Regions from separate parts of the Homo sapiens genome. Here all the other regions are linked to region 1. Evidence: chromatin loops called from intact Hi-C (ENCODE). Cell type or tissue: IMR-90. All regions are shown on one strand. Links, peaks and the distances in the headings refer to the core of each region. The heading gives the core; the rest is flanking DNA.

Region 1 (7,806 bases), core at 1,710-6,709:
ACACAACATGAACTACTGCATCATTTCTTTTCAAATCCATACATTCCCTGCAGCCGTTCAAGCTTCATCAGCAGTGCAGGAATGTATAAAAATGACAGGCAAAGGGCATTAGGTTTTTTTACTTCCATACTGTTTTCCTATAAATGGAAGACAGGATTCTTTCTCAAAGCACTTAAGCTCAAGCTCAGTCAATGCTGAAGGAAAAATACAACTGAATTCTCTATGCAAGAAAGTATCACAATTGGATTATTTACTACTTTTCAAGGACATGTTGATAAATCTAATACTGTATTATTATCTTAGAATAAAACATTGTAAGGTTAGCATTCTAGCTTAATTACCCATTATTCTTCAATTAGAAATATTTTCACTTTTTAAAGTACTCTGTCAACTCATCACCTTATTTTAACACCAAGTATTCAGTTTTGCTTCTAATTTTAATTATAAAAATTTCCTTAAAATATGCCAATTTTTTTTGAAAATATATTTGTATAAATAGTTAATTTTTTATTTCCAAGTTTCTGTACTCATAAAGGTTTCGGTGAAATAGGAAATTCCATTAATAATTAAAAGTTTATTTAACCATGATAAGTAAAAATAGGATGTAATGAGTAATCTGGTTATTTGACTGGACCTTAAACATTCACATTGCTATAAAACTAGTACCGTAATTACTACAACCTGACTCAATTTTTTGAAGAAACTGGGAAATTTTCAGACTAAAGTTTTAAACATCCTCATATTTTAGTTTATAGTAACTAAAAACATGCCCACTTCAGTACTATCACCTACATTCTTTATGTTCCTAATGTAATGATGCAAGAGGTAAAGCCTAGAGAAGTCTGAAGGTTACGGACTACCTGATATCCAAAACAAAAAATTCAGATCACACCCTGAATGTCCTCCTTCCCTTTTTAGGAATGTCCTGCAGCTAGCCCAGCACCACAGCTCTGGGCTGAAGCATGCCAATGTTGGCACTGCCTAAGCCAAACAAACAAGATGTTTAACAGTCAAATAAAATGTCCTGCAGCCTCCCTAATGAATTTGTCAAGGACCATCAGATTTCGCACCCCCTCCTTTGCCTCATTAACTCAAGTATGATGAGACGGATTATAACAAGAGAATACAGATGAATCGGTCTGAAGACTTGAAGTGGCTTTTAGCCTCTAGAGTTTCTTTCTCTCACTTGGTCTCCTTTAATAGAATATAGTATCTCCTGCAGAAGGAGCTGCCAGTTCGTTTTAATACACCATCAAGGAGCTGCTGATGGACTTCTATACTAACATACATAAAAGCAGAGGTGACAGGGGCTCTTCAATTACAGCCTCCTCGGATACCGTTTCCCCCTTCAATTATTCAACCAGAGGAAGAGAGGACCGCAAAGGCGCAGCTGAAGCTGCTCTTAGAGCAGAGGCAGCCAGAGTGAGTTGGGGTGGGGGAGGGGGGAGAAAGAGAACCAGCAAGAGGGAGCATTATTTGCTGGAAGTGTTTAAGTTTATTGCTCGAATGATGTTTCTAATTAGTACCACGGCCATAAATTAAAGTCGCCTTTGTTTAACTGATTTATTATTTACTAGAGCATCTACCTAAGACAGGGTAAATTGGTAATGAATTGTTTTTAAATCAAAACATTTGTAACGTTTTATCATCCTTCCCTCTGTATGTAAAAGTGGAGAAGCGTAGGGGCAAGGATGCGAGAAAACTTAGCCGAGCTTGACAGAGCCGCCAGTGGAGGTGCAGCGGAGTGTCCGGCGAGTGGTGGCGCGAAGGTCCGCTCGGCCTGGGACGCCCCACCCGAGAGAAGAGGAGAAGGCGCAGGACTTGCGGCGCGGCGGCGGAGCCATGCGAACCAACTCCGCCACCCCTGAGGCTGTTTGCAAACACTCACTCTCGGGAGCGTCGCGGGCCGGGCCATTCGCGAACCAGACGCAACGACGAAGCGACCACCTCGAGAGTGGGGCGGGAAAGCTCCGCACCCTCTATCCCCGCCACCAGTCTCCGCCCAGTAACTGCCCCCGGAGAAGCAACCACGGAGCCCCTCCCGGCCAGTCGCGCTCTCCCGGCAGCGCAGTGCCCTCCGGCCCAGGCAGTTCCCAGAGCGCCGGCAAGGCCTCCCGGGTTAGAGCCGGGCTCCCACAGGCGCGAACTCCGAGGGCGCGAGGTCCCCTAGATCCTTAGGCGGCGAGGCGTTCCGGGACGCACGCGGCCTCCCCGGAGAAGGCTGGAGGTCAAGCAGCCCAAGTCTCTGCCACTCCAGAGAAGTTAACTAAAGCTCTGGAGTCCAAGAGTCGCGCGGACACTTAATTCTGACTCTTCTTCCTAATCGCGGGAAGACAAACCCTAAGCAACAAATCCGAGATAGTTTTTTTTTAAGCAAATATTCCTTAGAAAGGGACTTATGGCAACGAGAGAGGAAGGGTGACAAACTGCCTGTGGTCCGCACCAGGTATGTAAGAAAGAACCAAGAGGCCCAATTGTCTGATACCAAGTAGATAGAAAGAAATTAACTTCCCTATGCAATTCAATTCAGGTTCACCCGGCCGGACTTTAAGAGGGTAAGTCAAGCCCTCCCAAGGGGTTTTGAAAAAGCCGAACTACCAGGTTTCTAAAACGAAGTCTTCACCCAAATGGACGCATAGATTTTTATTTTTATCGCATAACCCAGGGCTGGAATATAACCTCCCAAATCAAACTAAAAATAATCACATCTACCTGAAATACGTTAAAAAGATTCAGAATCCAGACATCTTAGGTTCATACATAAACCCTCAGTATCAAGCAAATCAGAAACAATGTTCTAGCTTTTTTTTTCACCCAAAAGTATGGAAAGGCTACAGTGGGTACAACTCGTTTAGGATAATACATATACTAAAAGCACATGCATGCCTTTCATTGAAATGCCTAGGGAGGAGTGAAGCCATCTGTGTAATCAATAACAGGATAGTTATAGATTTTTGTGGCAGTGAAGTCTTTTAAAAGCAAGAGTCAATTATGAAAATAAAATCATTTTACAAATGAAACTCTGTACCTGTACCCCCTAAGAATACATTCACAATTAGATTTACAACAGTAAGATTTTAAGAAAACTTTAGGTTTACATTTACTTGCCTTGTTTTTCATTAAGTTTGAAGCAATTTTAGTAGCTTATTTTAAAAGTATATCCTACTAAGTTCTACGACATGTAAGTTTGCACCATTTCTCACAACTTAGATATTTTCTCTCTCGTAACTAGTTAATTCTTGTAACGATAAAATAATGGTATTAAATACATGTGAATCTTAATTATGAAATAATTATCAAACAAGGTGCTTGGACTAGTTTTTGCCCTGCCCTGTTTTTAAACAGCATATCGAAATTACTAAAAAGAGATTTATAAACCCTCACCTTATATCCACTCCAACCCTCACTGGTGCACATATACAGCAACTGCTCTGATTCTTGGCAACAATGGGAGGGGAGGGGAAGAGAAAGGAGGATGACTTTAAAGGAGGAAAAAACCTGGAAAAATTAGGTCCTTTCCCAGATTCCCCTTTCGCTTCCCATTTGCCTTCAAGCCAAAGTAATTTTGTTACAGTTTGCACCTTCTACTACACAATGTTGATAGAATCATTTAAAAAAAAAAAAAGTGAACCTTTCTGAACCATTGCTACTCTCCCTCGCGTTATTCCAGCCATCTCCAGGAGAGTCCCTTCTATATAAACTCTTTTTCTTCTTTGCTACTGATAAGAGAGGAGGATAAAGAGGAACGGCTGTAAAATGTGTGCAAGCATTTGACTCCCATTATCTCCTCCTATTTTCTTACTTCTCTCTTTACCCTGTTTCTTTATCAAGTGCAGTGGTGGCTGCTACCGTTCGCCAAGCGTGCCTGTCTTCTCTCTCGGATTGGCTAAAGCACTGACAGCTCGGATAGCGATTGTAGGAACTGAAGCTCCACCCCCTCATGATGGCCCTGGGACCATTCATAAACTAAATAACTCCAGGAAACAGCGAGGGAGAGAGAGAAAGAAAGAGAGAGGGAGAGAGAGAGACAGAGAGAGTTAGAGGAAAGAAGAGAGAGCGAGCACGAGGAAGGGGGGCGGGGGAGAGAAGCAGGGGGAGAGCGGGGCGAGAAAGAGGTCGGAGGGGAGAGGAGGGGGAGAGACGACTCAGAAAGTGGAATCTGTAAAAGCAAGCTAGAGGAGAAGAAGGAAAACCCTGAATCGTTATAACTACACCCCAGATGCAACGCAAGCAACGACTTCGTCACACTAAAACGGATTTTGTGAGGGCCAAAAGTATAAATTACGAAGCAGAAATGATTATCAAACAACTTCCAGCGGTTTGCACCTAAAGAAACACAAGGAGAACCCACTACAAACAAACAAACCCAGTCCAAACAACGCCTCCAGTAGGAAAAGAGGAAAACTGCGATAACACGACCCCCCGAGAAGAGACGAGACCAACACGCTGAGACTGTGGGGCGTCAGCAAACCTCCAAGTGCACGGCGGACTGAGTTGTACTTCGCAGCTCTCTGGACATTAATTACCTCCTGCACCTTCCATTTGGGGGAGGGTGAGGAAGAAGGCACTCACCTACACTGAGCGAAGAAGTCCTATCAGCGTGGAAGAGAAGTTTAAGAATGAACCACTGAATGTTTCGCTTTTATTTTTAAATTTACTTTGGCACTTAAAAAACCTCATTTCCAGATTTCTGGACAATCTCGGCTGCAGACATCTAAGCCTAACCTTTTGGTATCCTGAGTTTTTTCCCTCTCCTTCTCCTTCCTCACGCCCACCCCGCTTCTCTCGCACACGGTCATCTTTACATATCAAGAGAAAGCAAAAAGGTTCCAAGAGGTACTTTTCTTTTTAGAAAATCACCTTTTCTCCCCTAATTCTTCTGCAGAAGAAAAGAGGTTTCGAAAGAGGGAAAAGGAAAAAACAAGCCGGCTACGGTATCAGCCGGTCAGCCCAGGTGGAAAACGAGAGTGAAAGTAGGGCTTAACGGGGAGCGCACCGCCTCTTTCGAAAGCCGCTGGGCCACCACCAGTGCGTGAGCCTTGGATCCCTCAACGTATTGCGAGACGCCGGTGTATAGCCCGGACCTGTGCCCCAACATGATCGCCGCTCAGGCCAAGCTGGTTTACCAGCTCAATAAGTACTACACTGAGCGCTGTCAGGCGCGCAAGGCGGCCATCGCCAAAACCATCCGAGAGGTCTGTAAGGTGGTCTCGGACGTGCTCAAGGAAGTGGAGGTGCAGGAGCCTCGCTTCATCAGCTCCTTGAGCGAGATCGATGCCCGCTACGAGGGGCTCGAGGTCATTTCGCCCACCGAATTTGAGGTGGTGCTCTACCTAAACCAGATGGGCGTCTTCAACTTCGTGGACGACGGCTCGCTGCCCGGCTGCGCAGTGCTCAAACTGAGCGATGGGCGGAAGCGGAGCATGTCTCTCTGGGTCGAGTTCATCACGGCGTCGGGCTATCTCTCAGCGCGTAAGATCCGCTCGCGTTTCCAGACGCTGGTGGCCCAGGCGGTGGACAAGTGCAGCTATCGGGATGTGGTCAAGATGATCGCGGACACCAGCGAGGTCAAGTTGCGCATCAGGGAGCGCTATGTGGTGCAAATCACTCCGGCGTTCAAGTGCACCGGGATCTGGCCTCGCAGCGCGGCACAGTGGCCTATGCCCCACATCCCTTGGCCCGGCCCCAATCGGGTGGCCGAGGTCAAGGCCGAAGGGTTCAACTTGCTCTCGAAGGAGTGCTACTCGCTGACCGGCAAGCAGAGCTCGGCAGAGAGCGACGCCTGGGTGCTACAGTTCGGGGAGGCGGAGAACCGCCTGCTGATGGGCGGCTGCCGAAACAAGTGCCTCTCAGTGCTGAAGACTCTGCGGGACCGCCACCTGGAGCTACCCGGCCAGCCGCTCAACAACTACCACATGAAGACGCTGCTGCTGTACGAGTGCGAGAAACACCCACGAGAAACGGACTGGGACGAGTCGTGCCTGGGCGACCGGCTCAACGGCATCCTGCTGCAGCTCATCTCCTGCCTGCAGTGCCGCCGCTGCCCTCACTACTTTCTGCCCAACCTCGACCTCTTTCAGGGCAAGCCCCATTCGGCCCTGGAGAGCGCTGCCAAGCAGACCTGGAGGTTGGCCAGGGAAATTCTCACCAATCCCAAAAGCCTGGACAAACTATAGGGTGCTGGGGACTGCTTGAAAAGCGACACAAACGGGCGTGCTCTCTCAGACACACAACTCTGCTATAAACAGCAGAAACTCTGGACACAAACTTTTATGTAAGTCACCTGAAATAGGAATCCGGCAGAAGACCTTCATTAATTAAGAAGCAAACAAAAAGAGAGCAACCCAACCAAAACAAATCACATTCTTGCACAAAAGTGATCGTTTTCTTCCAAACAATGTGAATTTAAAAGGTCACACAAAAGAAGCAATCGGGCTCCGCCACCACAAAATGAAACCCAAGGTACATTTTCAAATCAATGTATAGTAGTTCCCCCCCCTTTTCCTTCTTTCCCCCTATCCTTTTTCTCTCCACCCCATCCCCCCCCCCATTTCGTTTTGCTTTTGGTTGCCTGAATGTTGTCACCAAGTGAAAAAATTATTTAACTATATGTAAAATTTCTCTTTTAAAAAAAAGTTTTACTGATGTTAAACGTTCTCAGTGCCAATGTCAGACTGTGCTCCTCCCTCTCCTGAACCTCTACCCTCACCCTGAGCTGTCTTGTTGAAAACAGTAATAAAAACATTACTTTACATTGTAATTGACTGTTTGTGGATTGTTCTTAAGTGAAGGCAGGTGAGATCACAGTTTATAATTTCCAATGTAAAGATGTGACGAGGAATCAAATGCAAGAAGCTTCCACTTGAACTGATTTGCAAAATTTTAAATACAGTACATTTTGTAGAATTGACTGTATAAGTTCCGACCCAAATCCTTAGAAAATAGAAAACACTAATTTTACTCAACTATAATATATATTTGTTCTGTAGATGTTAAGATTAAAAGTAACATCTACTTCACGCTTGGGAAAAAAGTATGAAAGAAAATATTTTGATCCTAATTTTTAAAATAGAAAAAACTTTTTCACATTAAAAATTAAGAGATGTGCTTTCTTATGCCATAATTTCAAAAAATCCAATCTGAATCCGATATACAAAGGAAATATTTATGGATTTTTCTGAATAGTTAACAAAGTCAGTTGATACTTTTCCTTCAACCGTTTGTCCTCTTCAAGCTTTGAGTGATAAAAATTTAACAATTAAATAAACCACAACAAAAAATACAATGGTTATAGCAATAATCCTCTCCCCAAGCATATGGTGATATGAACCATTCAGATTTATAAATTACTTCCATTTTAAAATGGCTTAGTTGTAAATTCCATAAGTATGATTATTTTAATCAAATTTCAAGAATTATTCTGAAACTGCTTATATGCAATTCAAACAAAAAAGGTTTTCATACCATTTTTATAACCAAAGAAAAATTATTATTCCAGGATTTAGAAATAGGAAAAGTACCTTCCTCCTCTTTCTGTTTTTCTAAGGTAACAAACCAATATACTCATTTCAATGTTTCAGCTTTAACAAAGGTTTCTTTTTAATGCAAGGGAATAACTGATTAGAAAATAATATAATTAGTCAAACAGAAAGTATCCCAAAGGAATTGGTTTGTCTTGCTTATGTTGAAGGTAACTATATACTCCATTCGCTATGCTAATGATGAGACACAGGTACAGAATATATGTCAGATGTTACCCTTTAATATCTAACATTTATTCTTTGTATTAGCCCAGGTTTTAATTTA
Region 2 (7,806 bases), core at 1,320-6,319, 340 kb before region 1:
GCTGAAACTGGGTAAGACTTCTGGTGGCCCTGGTTAGTACTTTAACTTTGATGAGAAAGGTCTGTTTTGTTGCTATTGCTGCTTGTGTATACAGTTGGTAAGAAAGGTCTGTTTTGTTGCTATTGCTGCTTGTGTATACAGTTGGTAAGAAAGGTCTGTTTTGTTGCTATTGCTGCTTGTGTATACAGTGCCTCCTGTGAAGGTGGAGAATGGAAAGAAGTGAGAGTCTGTTGCCTGCACCATGATTTTGACCTCAGGAAGCAGATTTTATGCTTACCTGGCCAGAGCCCTGGCCTGGACTTGTGTTCTAAGGCCACTCTTGAGAGTATGGCAGTAGTCACCAAGACTGTGGTTAGGTTGGCAGAAACAGATGCCTTTTTCTAAAGTGTGATTCATTCATCTCTATGTGAAATGAAATGAATAATTTAACACTAAAATAATCCTTTTCCTAACAAATAAAGGCAATACTCCAGTACCATGGAAGGGTCTTGGGAGCCATCAGTTCTCTCCCCCTCACCCACTTTGTTTTCCTAGCTATGGCCTGAAGGTGGACATTTGGGCAGCTGGTGTGATCACATACATACTTCTCTGTGGATTCCCACCATTCCGAAGGTAGGCGGCCTTTTGGGCGACGTATTTGAATTGCAAATGTTCTCCCTTGGGTCCAGAAGCAGGTACTTTGCTCCTGGAAGTCGGGACTGTTTGGTCATTAAAAATGCCAGTTAAAAATTACATAAAACGGGGGGAGGGGGGAGGGATAGCATTGGAAGATATACCTAATGCTAGATGACGAGTTAGTGGGTGCAGCGCACCAGCATGGCACATGTATACATATGTAACTAACCTGCACAATGTGCACATGTACCCTAAAACTTAAAATATAATAAAAAAAAAAAAAGAAAAAGAAAAAAAAAAATCAGAAAAAAAAAATTACATAAAACACCTTTCGCTTTTTAATTTACAGCCTATTAATGTATATTCTCATTAGCATACTTTGGGTGTGAGGTGAAGGCCTTTGCTTTGTGTTTGGTTGGTCCTCTGAGTTTCCAGTGTTCATTCTTTCATAAAAATAAACCCATAATACAGTGTCTACCATGTCCAATTTCTCCATCTTTTCAAATGACAGCAAGATTTAAAGAGCCTTGTGAAGCAGTCCGAATCCTTCCAGGTATGTCATCTTCCATTTCTTCATAGTGGTCTCTCTCACTCAATTAGGCAGCAGTTTTTATATCCTCTTTCCAAGCATTCAAGTTTGTTCTCATAGAAACAGGATCTCTTTCTTCTTAAAATTCATTTTATTGGTTCATGTGACATTTAATTAAGAATAGAATTACAAACACTTGTGGTATAAATAGGCCTGGGAATACACAGACTGAGTGAGTCTTGGTAACCATTTGCTTCACATGGTGGGAGCAGAGATGGCCACTGACAATGGTCAGAGTATTTGAGCAGGGCACGGGAGCACACTCATTGGCCTGGCAATCTTTGTGCAGGGAATGAGTGAGGGGCTTCAGCCACAGCTCTTTTGATGAGTTTCATCTCCCCCTCTGGAGCAAATGAATTACTCTGAAGCAGAAGTTCATCTAACCATGCATGTTCTGTTTTCTTCTGAGTTTTCTTGACCTCTTTTCACTTTAATCTCTTCCCTTTGTTCATTTTGTAACTGTCTAATGAGTAGCTACTGTGTGCCAGGCATGATTTTAAGTGCTAGGAATAAAGTGGTGAACAAAACCTGAGGTTGTGGTTTCCCTTAGTTTATTTGACTAGCCATAACAAAATATCATATACAGTGTGGCTTATAAACACCAGAAAATTCATCCTTCCAGTTCTGGAGGTTGAGAATTCCAAGATCAAGGTACTGCAGATTTGGTGACTGTTGAGGGCTCACTTCTTGGTTCATAGACAGCCATCTCCTCACTCTAACCACATACAGTGGAAAGGGCAAGGGAATCTCTGGGGTCTTTTGTAAGGGCCCTAATCTTATTCATGAGAGCTCCACCCTTAACAATAGCATGGCTGCCCAAAGGTCCCATCTCCTACTACCATCACATTGGGCATTAGGTTGCAGCATGTGAATTTTGGGGAGACATGAACATTTAGCCTATGGCATGGTGTTTATAGTGTTGTACTGGGTCACTATGTGAAAAATGGTTTTATCTTCTTTTCCATCCAACATTTTATTGTGAAAACTTTCAAACATACAGAAAAGTTGAAAGGATTATCTTTTTAAAATTCTCGGTTTTCCCATTGCGTTGAACAATTTTCTAATTGGCATTGCAGTAAACATAAGACTGACAGATGTTAGTCTCTACTTTTGAAAGCCTTATGCTATAGATAAAGACACACCTCACAAGACTATTGATCAAAGAGAATAAGCAGAGCATGAGGGAGTGCTTAGTTCAGGGCTGGAAATCACAAGGATGTAGCATTCATGAAAGATGTAGCATTTGAGTGAGACCTTTGTGGTATTAGTGGAGTTTTTGTAGGTGGAAAGATATTTCCATCTGGCCGTCAACATCGTGGTCTTCCACCAAAGTCATTAACTAGGTGGGTTACACAGACTGTAGAATTACTGTACATTTCAGTTAGCTTTTGCTGAGTAACACACTACCCCTGAAGTTAGGAGTGTGAAACAATTGCATGGATCAGTTGAGTGAATCTTCTGAGCTGGCTGGCTCAGCAGGGGCTTGATGGTCTAGGATGACCCCACTTGCACACCTGGTAGGTGGCTCAGTGTCCACTGGGACAAGAGAGATGACTTGGCCCTGTGCTTTCATCATGCAGGGGCTGTCCTGGGCTTCCATGAGAGTGGATGCAAGATTCCCCAAAGCAGCCAGAGACAGGGCAAGTTCTGCTCCCCGAGCACTTCCTCAGCCTCTGCTCACCTCACACTTGATGTGCCGTTAAGCAAATCAAGTCAAACAGCTAACCCAAGAGTAAATGTGGGAGAAAATGAGCTAAGTATATAGTGGGAAGGGAATAATTTGTGGCCATTTTTAAAGTCACACCGGGCCTTGGCTGGTCTCAGTGATGTCATGTTTTGGGAGAAGGGGTCAAGTGGAGAAGGGGAATGCATCTTGATGACAGGTGATCCTGGGCCAGTTACAGTGGAGTTCCCTTCCCTGGCTAACCCAAGCTGGGATCAGCTGGGAAAGGGTCTTGGGTGATGAGTTTGAGCGGACTGTGTGCTCACAACTCCCTCTAGTGTTTGCAGTTGCTGGTGCAGCCTGAGAGTTTTTTCTTTCACTGCTTTTTACTTTTTAAAAAAAGTGAGACTCAAATTGAAGAGGATGCATTTATCATGGATTGATACTGAACGGGGAGCAGCTTTTTTGTGGGGTCTAGAGATAAGTTTAGCTAATCAAAAGCAATAAAGCTACATTCTGAAAGCTGCTGCCCTTATATGCTGCCTTCAGAAGCAGGTCATAGACCTCCAGGTAGCTTTTAAAAATTAAGACAGCGCTTTCCCTCTTTTATATCATATTGTGATGAAAGAGAATCTGTAATGTTAAACGTGTGTTACCAAAGTGTCTTCATGGCATACAGCGACATTCTGGGTAGATTTTATAACCTACTATAATACAGAAATGCATGTCATTAATTACGGACATGGTACTTTAAATTACGGTAAATAAGTTTGGTATAAAGTAGATTGTCTACATTTGTACTTAAAAGTCCTTCACATATTTCAAATAGTCTCTTTGTTTTATACAAAAGACAACTTTAACCCAAAGCATTTAAACTACAATCGTTACTTGGAATTTACAGTTTTAGCTTCTCTGACGATAGCATCTTTCATTCTTTCTTCCTTCAGGCTTTTCAGGTTTTAGTTGTAGTTTGACATGTGTTCTCTTTCTAGTCTTTTTTTTTTCTTTTTTATAGGCAGGATCTTGCTCTGTCACCCAGGCTGGTGTGATCACAGCCCACTCCAGGCTCAAGGAATCCTCCCACCTCAGCCTCCCAAGTAGCTGGGACTACAAGCACACACCACCATGCCCAGCTTTTTTTTTTTTTTTTTTGGTAGAGATAGGGTCTCACTTTGTTGCCCAGTCTGTAAATTTTATTTTTTAATTTTTTTAATTTATTTTTTAAGAGACAGGGTCTCTGTTGACCAGGCTGGAGTGTAGTGGTGCAATCATAGCTCACTGCAGTCTCCAACTCCTGGCTCAAGCAATCCTCCTCCCTCAGCCTCCTGAGTAGCTGAGACCACATGTGTGCACCACTATATTGCACTAGTTGTTGAAGTTTTTCGTTGAGATGGGGTCTTGCAGTGTTGCCCAGGCTGGTCTTGAACTCCTAGCCTCAGGCAGTCCTCCCACTCCAGCCTCTCAAAGTGTTGAGATTATAGGTGTGAGCCACTGTGCCTGAGCCATTTCCCTCTAGTCTTTTTCAACATCAGATTCATCATTACCGAGAAGTAGATTGGTTTTTCAGAGGCACCCAAAATTTTAGTTGTTGTCTAAGCAAGTCTGCTCTTAGGGTCACTGACAAAAAGTATTATTTGTGTGACTATACTGAAATTTTTGTTTCTCTTAAAACACACACAAAATGCTCCAAGTGGAATGTTTGAACATCATTTGGGAAATAGCTTACAACATTTTCAGGTTTACCTTTTCTGAATTATAATGCTTTGTCATTGAAAAGAGAGCGTGTGCACAAACTCTTTTGTTGTTTTTCAAGTTTTTCTTAATGGACATTTTTAGACTTACGGCACCTTGGTCCAAAGGCTATATTGTTTTAGAATTTAAAAATGCCATGAAGGATCTCAGCCAGATTGTGGAGTATCAATGCGATACCGGATCCAGTGTGGATTTAATCAGAACAGCTTTTCTTACATGACTGCTAAGAAAGATAAATTAGCTTTCTATTTTTCTAGTGCGGGGCAGGCCCCAACTGTCAAAGCTCTTGCAACTTACAGTGGATACTTCAGGGTCCCATTCTCATTGCTGAGACACCCTGTGGTTTTGTTTGTTGACTCAGGGTATTTTGCCAAGAACCAGCTGCTATAAATGACTGCTGTGCACACACTTCCAGCTTTTTAGCTATTTATTAACAAAATAAAAGCTGTATACATTAACAAAATATAAGATATTTGAGATTCCAGAAAAAATAAGGGGGAGTTGAGTGGAATAATAGGTAAGGATGACTAAAAAGAATGATTGTGGAAATAGCTCATTTTAAATATCTTTTTCTAACATCATATGTTGGAGCCCTCTGGTTCTCTGAAGTTTTCCACTAAATCTAATAATCTTAGATGTATTCTGTACTCACTTTGAAGGAGCAGTAAGCTGAGTTCACTCAGCAGGGAAATAACAGTGAAAAGGAAAGAAAACATTTTGACACTAAGAAACGCGTGTGCATTCACAGGAAATCACTCTTTGGGACAGTAGTGGTAATCTCTTTCTCTTGCCTGGCCCAGTTATCTGTCCTGACTTTCACTCCTCAGTGTGCCTCTTCACCAAACTCTGTGGACCAGTGGGTGTCCATTCAGCTGGGCTTGCTTTTTTTTGTTGTTTTTATTTTATTTAAGTTCTAGGGTACATGTGCCCAACGTGCAGGTTTGTTACATATGTATACATGCGTCATGCTGGTGTGCTGCACTCATTAACTCATCATTTACATTAGGTATATCTCCTAATGCTATCCCTCCCCCTTCCCCTACCCCATGACAGGCCCCGGTGTGTGATGTTCCCCTTCCTGTGTCCAAGTGTTCTCATTGTTCAATTCCCACCTATGAGTGAGAACATGTGGTGTTTGGTTTTTTGTCCTTGCGATAGTTTGCTGAGAATGATGGTTTCCAGCTTCATCCATGTCCCTACAAAGGACATGAACTCATCCTTTTTTATGACTGCATAGTATTCCATGGTGTATATGTGCCACATTTTCTTAATCCAGTCTATCATTGATGGACATTTGAAATAGGAACACTTTTACACTGTTGGTGGGACTGTAAACTAGTTCAACCATTGTGGAAGACAGGGTGGCAATTCCTCAAGGATCCAGAACTAGAAATACCATTTGACCCAGCCATCCCATTACTGGGTATATACCCAAAGGATTATAAATCATGCTTCTATAAAGACACATGCACACGTATGTTTATTGCGGCACTATTCACAATAGCAAAGACCTGGGCTTGCTCTTAAATGTCATGAATATTTACAAAGCTCACAAACTCTACTCTTTTTTTTTTTTTTTGAGACAGAGTCTTGCTCTGTTGCCCAGGCTGGAATGCAGTGGTGCGATCTCAGCTCACTGCAACCTCCGCCTCCCAGGTTCAAGGGATTCTCCTGCCCCAGCCTCCTGAGTAGCTGGGATTACAGGTGCGCACCACCATGCCTGGCTGATTTTTTTGTATTTTCAGTAGAGACAGGGTTTCACCAAGTTGGTCAGGCTGGTCTTGAACTCCTGACCTCAGGTAATCCACCCACCTTGGCCTCCCAGAGTGTTGGGATTACAGGCATGAGCCATCACACCCAGCCAACTCTGCTCTTTTTAATAGGAGAGGAATGAGGGAGCCATGTCATCACAACAGCCCTAGAATTTATTGCTAGACACTGTCCTGAATGATCTGTTTCTCAGGACACCACGCTTGCCCTTGTTCCCCTTTGAGAGGGTTGGTAGCAAAACCCTGAAGGCTGGGTGAAGAAATTCCAAGAAAAGTTTGCACACTCGCCGGGTAATACTTAACTTGCACTCCTGGATTTTGAAGTTGACTCCAACAGCCCATTCTGAGCTTTCTCATGGGGCCTTGTAATGGCCTGGAAAACTAGTGATGCTGTTCCTCACTCTAGCCATCGATGCACCCACCAAGTGAGGGGGCTGTGGAGGTGAGGTTATATGGGAGGTTGGGGACGTCTTCCCCAGTGGTGTTTCCACATTTCCATGACATCATTCATGAGAAGTCAGGTCAGCCTGTATTCATCAGGCACTAACTGTGTAAGTGCACCTCCGAGGGTGGGTCAGTCAGGCGCAGGTTGGAGGGATGCCCCTGTGAGCTGCTGACATGGGTTTGCCTCAGCCTGTGCCATTCTGCTTGGCATCTTGGGTTGGCCCTTCCTCTCAGACTGAGCTTAAATGAAAGTCAGTTTCCAAGAGTGAACTAATTATTTCATGAATGTTTATCCAGATCCTGAACTCCTTATGACTTTTTCATATGTTGGCTGTTCCACTGATCTTTGGCTGTTAAAGTGCAAAGAAGAAGGGAAAGGAGATCGGACTTAGATTTTCTGCCTTTCCTTTCTTGTTGCCATGACAGCTTGAGGGCAGATACTGATTTTTTTCCCCCCAAAATGAGGATTTCCATTATTTGTGGATTCAAATATTTTCTTGAGTGTGTGTGTGTGGTAAATATACATAAGAAAATTGATCATTCTCACCATTTTTAAGCGTACAGTTCAGTACCACTAAATGCATTCACATTGTGTGCAAGAATCACCACCGTCCCTTTCCAGAACTTTTCCATCTTCCCAAACCGAAACTCTGCATTCATTAAGCAAATGTTTGAGTCATTGTCTCTGTCTCTTTAATTCCTCGGCCTATGGAAATGTTCTTTGGCTCATTATCTAAAAGGAGAAGTTCTGTCATTACAAATGGAATTGAGATACATAATTGAGATACGGAATGCCCAAGTCAAAGCCAGAGACTGGACTCCTTTCCCCGCTCTTCCTGTGGACATTTTGTTGAAAAATTCTACGGTGACTTTGACTTTTCTTCCATTTCTTTGTCACTGGCTTAGTGAGAACAATCTCCAGGAAGATCTCTTCGACCAGATCTTGGCTGGGAAGCTGGAGTTTCCGGCCCCCT
Region 3 (7,806 bases), core at 1,003-6,002, 200 kb before region 1:
CACTTGAGGCTGTGAGTTCAAGACCAGCCTAGCCAACACGGTGAAACCCCATCCTACTAAAAATACAAAAATTAGCTGGGCATGGTGGCACATGCCTGTAGTCGCAGCTACTCAGGAGGCCGAGGCAAGAGAATCGCTTGAGCCTGGGAGGCAGAGGCTGCAGTGAGCTGAGACTGTGCCACTGCACTCCAGCCTGGGTGACAGAGTGAGACTCTGTTTCAAAAAAAAAAAAAAAGAAGACCAGGCTCTGAAAAGTTAGTTTGCAAATATTCACAGGCTTTTTGTGCTTTTTCAAGGCAAACTAAACCAATAGTTTCTAAGGTAGTTATTTAACTAAATTTAAATTAACATAGATCTTCAAAAGCCAAAAGTAGTGAAGAACTTAAACTGGATTGTAAAAAAACATAGAAATAAAAATGAAAAACATGGTCTAAACTACTGACAAAATATTTTTTCAAATTTCTAACACTCATAAGGACAAACAACCTTCTGAGGACAATAACAAATATAGAAATAAATTGCAAAATTTTTGTGGGCTGCTAAAGTGGTGGTAAACAAGTACTGAAATATGCCAAGATTATTTGTTTATAACATTTACTACTTCAGCTTTCATCAGGTTTATGAATATTTATTTGTTTTAAAATATATCCCCAAAAAGATACTTAATAGCCCATTTCAGAACTAGCACATCTTATGGATGATTAACATTAGCAAGGAAGAGTACTGCCTACAGAAATCTGATAGTAGTGCTCAAAGTAGTACTAAGTACACTGTTCTTTAAAAATATGCTTATTAACGTCACCAAAGGAAAGGTTGCTTAAAATATAATTATCAGTTTTTAGTCAATCTTTTCTTTTCTTTTTTGAGACAGTCTCGCTTTGTCACCCAGGCTGGAGTGCAGTGGCGCAATCATGGCTCACTGCAGCCTCAACTTCCCAGGGTCAAGTGATCCTCCCACTTCAGCCTCCCAAGTAGCTGGGACTACAGGTGTGTAGAACCACCATGTCTGGCTAATTTTTTATTTTAATTTCTGTAGAGATGAGGTCTCACTATGTTGCCCAGGCTGGTCTTGAACTTCTGGACTCAAGTGATCCTCCTCCTTGGCCTCCCAAAGTGCTGGGGTTACAGGGGTAAACCACTGCACCCCCAATTTTGTATAGATAACTTAAAAACAAACACACTTTTTTTGAGAACATAAAGTGTTTTAGATAGTATTGGAAGTCTGCCACGCAGGTATCATATCGCTCTTGTGTGACAGGTGTATTTCAGGGAAATGTATATGAATAAGATGTATATAAAAGACCAAGAGCATCACTGTTGTGTCCCCAGTGCTTGTAGTACTGAACAAGCTTAACAAAATGCAAGTAGCAACTGCTAACTTCCTGAGGGCAGAAATTTAAAAAAAGCCTTACGTTAGAACAAGACACTCTCAAAAAGAATGTCTAAATGCTAAAATTGCTAATACCCATCCATCTGCCTCCAGGTGGTGAAAAAGGGGAGTGTGTATAGCATTACAGTCTGGCAGGGGTAATATATGTAGCTTTAAAAGCATATTCAAATTATTATAATATTCTATTGTTTATTGGCTCCTTAATACAAACATTAAGGAACAGTTTTTTTATTTTTATTTTTTATTTATTTATTTATTTATTTTGAGACAGAGTTTTGTTCTTGTTGCCCAGGCTGGAGTGCAATGTGCGATCTCAGCTCACCGCAACCTCCATCTCCCGGGTTCAAGCGATTCTCCTGCCTCAGTCTTCCGAGTAGCTGGGATTACAGGCATGCACCACCATGCCCGGCAAATTTTGTATTTTTAGTAGAGATGGGGTTCCTCCGTGTTGGTTGGACTGGTCTTGAACTCCCGACCTCAGGTGATCCGCCCACCTCAGCTTCCCAAAGTGCTGGGATTACAGGCCTGAGTCACTGAGCCCGGCCCAGTGTGTATTTTTTACATCTATATAAAAGGTTGTGAAACTGATAAATAAAGCCTTCTTTTCTAAAGAGATTTAAATTCAGGACATTTAAGAATGTGAAAAGCAGATCCTCTTCTTTCCTGATCCTCCTTTCTTATGCTCTGCAAAGGAGTAAGAGTGGCTGACTCCTAGTTAAGGTTATGAAACAGCATCTAACTTCTTATGGGCTAATGCTTCCTTTAAACTTAGACCCAGCATTAAACCTCACAAACTAAATAAAAATACCTTCAGGGAATTACGATGAGAAGGGCATTTTGTATCTTTAAAATACAGACCTAATTGTGGAGGTAGAGTAAAACAATATATATTTTGGTTAAATAAGGCTAGAGAAAAAGAATTCACAATTTGTTGGATTTATAAAATACAAACTTTAATTTCTTTTTTTTTTTTCAGAGGAAAGAATTAAGATTAGGGAAATGAGAGGAGGAAGGAGATAAGGGCTTTAAATGATTCTGATCTATAATTATCAGTATGAATTTTTCATGTTTTTCTTTTGCAGACATTTGGAATTGTCCTGTAGATTTTGTTGGCAGTTAATGATCGAGGCCTGCAGAGCACTGTTACTGTTCTTGATCCCCCAATTCATAGGTATAATCTTTATGTCCTAAACTATTGGTCATAAATATTAGTTAGCTAAGAATGCCTAAAAGTTGTTTACAAACCATTACTTGAAAAATGAACAGCCAACATTTATAGCATATTCAGAGAAAGTTAGTTTGAAAAATAACTCAAACTGTGTATTCGAATCATTGTATGTAAAAAAATAAATAAATAAAAATAAAAGTAGCTTTTCTTTTCCTTGTAAAACATTAGCTAGAAAAAGATTTTACTTTTTTCCCACATCACAGATCATCTTGAATGAGCAGGCCTGCATAAAAACGATCTTCACAACTCTTTATGTAAAAGCACAAAAAAAACAAAAACACAAACCTATACACTTTTAATACAAAAAATCTGCATTATAGCCATAAAGGGGCGAATAGACCAGTCATAAAAAATAAACTCGTTTTTTAGTTGATCCAATCTTGAGCAAATGTTTAATTTTAAAATTTACTATTGTTTTATTTTCTATTACAAGTATCTGCCTAATTCTGGGGCATCTGCTATACTAAAAGCAGAAAAAAATCATTTGGGAGATTAAAGAGAGTAAGAGAAAAATAAAAGGAGAGTCAAGGAAATGGATGGGTAGGAAAAAGAAAAAAGAAAGATGAACAGACAGAGGAAGAAGGGAAGAGGGGGCAAATTGGCTTAGTCAAGCTCTCTTGGGACAGTGTGCTGAGTTACCAGACCAGAAATGAGGGGTTGAAAGCTACTACTGATAACTGGTGCAGGCTGAAAGTGCTACTTAAGTGCCTGGTGTCTGTGGAAAAAAGAGGGAGGAGAGGTTTAAGACTAAGGATGCCAAGTACATTTCCAGCCAGCAGAGTAAAAAGGAAGCATTAACAGTAGCCTCAGGGGAAGCTAAGCATGCTATCCCATGAGCCAGAGGGCAAATGTGGCAATAGCAGTAAGTAGCAGCTGGATAAAGGGATAAAGAAATAAAGAAACCACAGGAAAATTGGCAGCTTTAGACCCATAAGGCTGACTCGGCCTCGTCTAGATACTTAGAGGAACAAACAGCCTGGAAAAAACACTGCCATCTTTCTACTGCCGATGGGTTACTAATCAACAACTGAGGTGCAATCAACTAAAATTTACTTGGCAAAAATTATATTAAGCATGGATTTAACTTTGTGGAACAGAAGCTCTGCTCAGAAGATACATGTAAGATATTCTCAGTATTTGGCATCATAATAATCAAAATCAGCATTCTCCATAACTCTCCAAATGATACTCCGAAATGTTTAAAATGAAAAAAAAAATTAAATACCTTTTTCTAATGCAGTATTTCATTAATGTTTTCTAAATATTATTTCATACCTCATAGTTTAACAAATTTAAAAAGGATACACATAAATATGCTCTATAGTATATATTAGTGACCCTTTGAGTATTAAGCCCAGCCTCCATTAGCTATTCTTCCTGATGTTTTCCTTCCTCCCACCCCCCACCCTCCAAGAGGCCCCAGTGTGTGTTGTTCCCCTCCCCCTGTCCATGTGTTCTCATCATTCAGCTTCCACTTCTAGGTGAGAGCACGTGCTATTTGGTTTTCTCTTCCTGCATTAGTTTGCTGAGGATAATGGCCTCCAGCTCCACCCATGTCCCTGCAAAAGACATGATCTCATTCTTTTTTATGGCTGCATACTATTCCATGGAGTATATGTACCACATTTTCTTTATCCAGTCTATCAGTGATGGGCATTTAGGTTGATTCCATGCCTTTGCTATTGTGAACAGTGCTGCAATGAACATCCATGCAGACGTATATTTATAATAGTATAACATATTCCTTTGGGTATATACCCAGTAATGGGATTGCTGGGTCAAATGGTGTGTCTGCCTCTAGGTCTTTGAGGAATAACCATACTGTCTTCAACAATGGTTGAACTAATTTATACTCCTACCAACAGTGTAAGAGCATTCCTTTTTCTACACAACCTCGCCAGCATCTGTTGCTTTTTGACTTTTTAATAATAGCCATTCTGACTGGTGTGAGATGGTATCTCATTGTGGGTTTGATTTGCATTTCTCTAATGATCAGTGATGTTGAGCTTTTTTTCACAAGCTTTTTGGCCACATGTATGTCTTCTTTTGAGAAGTGTCTTTTCAAGTCCTTTGCCCACTTTTTAATTTTTTTTTTGTAAATTTGTTTAAGTTCCTTGTAGATGCTAAATATTAGACCTTTGTCAGATGGATAGATTGCAAAAATTTTCCCCCATTCCATAGGTTGTCTGTTCACTCTGTGGATAGTTTCTTTTGCTGTCAAATTATTTTCATTCATATTCTTCCATTAAAAAAAGGTTCAAAGTTATGTCATAAGGCAATCTATATTACCTTTATATGGTTTTAGAATGGAAGGTAAATACCACAATGAGAGTTCTTGTTTTAAATAAGTATGTGCTGTAATATTTTAGTATAATATCCGAAAATAAGATTTACCAAGCACAACATTTTTCAAATGACTAGGCTTGATATATTTGATAAACTGCAATTTGTAATTGATTAAATAAACCCTGTTGGCCTAAGAGTTGCTCAATTCTCTCTTTTCTTCATCAGGGTTATTAAGGTATTATAAGATTGATGTTATGAAAAAAGATCCTACTCCTAAAAGAATTTCAAACATTTAAGGAAATCAAACTGAAAAGTAAGAAATGCCAATTAAGTTGTGCAATGTATATAACAAATTCTATAAGAATTCAAGGGGTGAGGAGGGGGTGGAGTCAGGGAAAAAAGTTCCTAAGGGATGTAAAATTTAAGATGGCTCCTAAACCATGCATAACATTTGAGCAAAAATTATTTGGAAGGAAAAGATATAAAAAGAGTAAGTTAAGAAGCAGATACTTCAATAAAGCAACTGTAATTACTAAAGTTACCTTTGGAAAATTAAGATTTGACAGCTATTACAGGTAGAGTATAGAAGGGATAGAAGGTAAAGAGAGTGATGATACATAGAAAGTCATGATACTAAAGTAGAATAAAAGACTCGGGGTGTTTTAGTCTGCTCTGGCTGCCATAATAAAATACCTCAGATTGTGTGGCTTAAACATGAGAAATCTAGTTCTGAAGGCTGAATTAATTTAGAATTTCTGAAAGCTGAAAAGTCCAAGATCAAGGTTCCCATAAGATTTGGTTTATGATGAGCACTCTCCTCCTACTGTGCCCTCACATGATAGAGAGAGAGTGATCTCTGGTAACCCTTCCTCTTTCATAAAGACACCAGTTCTACTGGAACAGGGCTCCGCCCTTACGACCTCATTTAACCTTAATCACTTCCTTAAAGAATCTATCTCCAATACAATCACAGGGGTGTAATTAGGGCTCCAACATAATTTTCGGGGGACACAATTCAGGCCATAGCATTCTGCCTCTAACCTCCTAAAATTCATGCCTTTATCACACGCAAAATGCATTAATTCCATCCCAAATGCCTCCAAAGTTTTAACCCATTCCAAGGTCAACTCTAAAGTCTACAGTTCAAAGTCTCATCTAAATATCATCTAACTCAGACATGGGTGAAACTTGAGGTACGAATCATCTTTAGGCAAAATTCCTTCCCAGTTGTGAACCTCTGAAGTCAGACAGATTATTTGTTTCCAAAATACAGTGGTGGGGCAGATATAGGATAGACATTCTCATTCTAAATAGAAGAAGTAGGAAATTGTGATATAATTTTTTAAAAGCCTGTTGGGAGCATTAAGTGAGATTACATACAATAAAGTGCTTAAACTAGTTCATGAATATCAGCAGAGTAGAAGTATAAACTCCAAGAAGGCAGGGACTTTATCATCAACCACTGTATCTCAAGAGTTGCACAGTCAATAGGGTAGTCACTAGCCAAATGAAGCTATTTAAATTTAAATTTAAGTTAATTAAAACTAAAAATTCAGTTCCTCAGTAATATTACTCACACTTCAAGTGCTCAATAGCCACATGTGGCTAGTGGGTACAATAATGGACCATGCAGGTTTCCATCACCACAGAAATATTAGTAGACAAGTCTGTTCTAGAGCCTAGAAAAGTATGTGACACTATAATTATTGAATGAAGAAATATAAAAACTATTAGCATTCATGGTTCAAGAAGAATAACAAGAAAACATCAAGAAGAATGAGTATCTTCAATTTTGGATCTTTGTAAAAGATCCAAAAGAATCACAACACAAGATTATCTTATTAACTTTTATAAAGGCAGTAAATTTAGGGCTAGGAAAATGCCAATTAAGAAATATTTCTGTAGCCAGGTGTGGTGACACGTGCCTGTAGTCCCAGCTCAGGAGGCTGAGGTGGGAGGATTGCTTGAGCCCAGGAGGTTGGGGATGCAGTGAGCCATGGTTGTACCACTGCACTCCAGCCTGAACAACAGAGTGAGACTCAGTCTCTAAATAAATAAATAAATAAATAAATAAATACTCCATAGGAGATTAGGTTAATATTGTTCAGAGTTTTGCTTTGTTATGACCTGAATCAAGAGAGGAATCAAGAGAGGAATCAGGAGGCTGAGGTGGGCAGATTGCTTGAGGCCAGGAGTTCGAGGCCAGCCTGGCCAACACATGGCGAAACCCCATCTCTACTAAAAATACAAAAATTAGCCAGGCGTGGTGGCACATGCTTGTAATCCCAACTTTTTGGGAGGCTGAGGCTGCAGTGAGCCAGGATCACGCCACTGCACTCCAGCCTGGGTGACAGAGCAAGACTCTGTCTCAAAAAAAAAAAAAAAAAAAAAGAAAGGAATCAAAACTCCAGAGACTAACCATGAACATGTCTAATAGTCTCACTCTTAGGCACCAGCAGTCTTACTAAATTTGTTAGTGGCAGGATCAATAATGAATGGATTCACCAACAAATTCCTATGGTACATAATGTCAGTGTTGTCGGCAACAAATGTGAGACAATCCATTGTGAATACAGAGATCTGGACTTCCATTTTTGTCTGGGTATTTTTTTTTTTTTTTTTTTTTTTGCCAGTGGATGAGAAGGAACGGAGTATCTGCAACTAACATCAATATTTATTCAGAAAAGTGCTTCTTATCTTTTTAAGCACTTGGAAACACACCAAGTTCTGTTCCATTACATGGCATTCTAATGGGTAATTCTTCATGATGTAATACTTTAGCTTACATCATTAGTGTAAGATCAATTTATTTGGTTATCACACCGATTAAATAAAGGAAGTTTCCTTCTCCAGCAGTTGAAATGTTTCTGCAACTCTTATATAAAAAAGAGTTACAGGTCTT

Evidence for each region. Peaks named below come from ENCODE experiments on the same cell type or tissue, not always from the same donor. Only the 100,000 strongest peaks of a DNase experiment are listed, where the experiment ranks them.
Region 2: a loop joins it to region 1, with 4 times the contacts of the local background. A loop is called at or near these places in 1 of 110 quality-filtered maps.
Region 3: a loop joins it to region 1, with 2.2 times the contacts of the local background. A loop is called at or near these places in 1 of 110 quality-filtered maps.

Annotation. Positions count from the first base shown.
Region 1 is chr4:150,577,934-150,585,739 of GRCh38, forward strand. All of the region lies in intron 40 of LRBA (LPS responsive beige-like anchor protein), which reads right to left. It overlaps MAB21L2 (mab-21 like 2), which reads left to right and starts at 4,218. Exons shown (of 1, transcript NM_006439.5): 1 at 4,218-6,760. The coding sequence starts at 5,097. The coding sequence ends at 6,176. LRBA-AS1 (LRBA antisense RNA 1) reads left to right here and starts at 1,156. Exons shown (of 2, transcript NR_149035.1): 1 at 1,156-1,422; 2 at 1,671-3,301. In IMR-90, for the core only: no CTCF peak of the experiment used is centred there; a DNase peak (open chromatin) is centred at 3,908; H3K4me3 peaks cover 3,885 bases; H3K27ac peaks cover 3,304 bases.
Region 2 is chr4:150,239,865-150,247,670 of GRCh38, forward strand. DCLK2 (doublecortin like kinase 2) reads left to right here. Exons shown (of 16, transcript NM_001040260.4): 11 at 1-11; 12 at 535-612; 13 at 7,739-7,806. Among named protein-coding and RNA genes, the nearest start is that of DCLK2, 170 kb to the left of the region's middle. In IMR-90, for the core only: a CTCF peak has its summit at 3,206 (motif pointing left); DNase peaks (open chromatin) are centred at 3,177 and 4,967; H3K27ac peaks cover 1,567 bases.
Region 3 is chr4:150,382,403-150,390,208 of GRCh38, forward strand. The region is part of intron 47 of LRBA (LPS responsive beige-like anchor protein); the gene reads right to left. Among named protein-coding and RNA genes, the nearest start is that of LRBA-AS1, 190 kb to the right of the region's middle. In IMR-90, for the core only: no CTCF peak of the experiment used is centred there; a DNase peak (open chromatin) is centred at 3,459.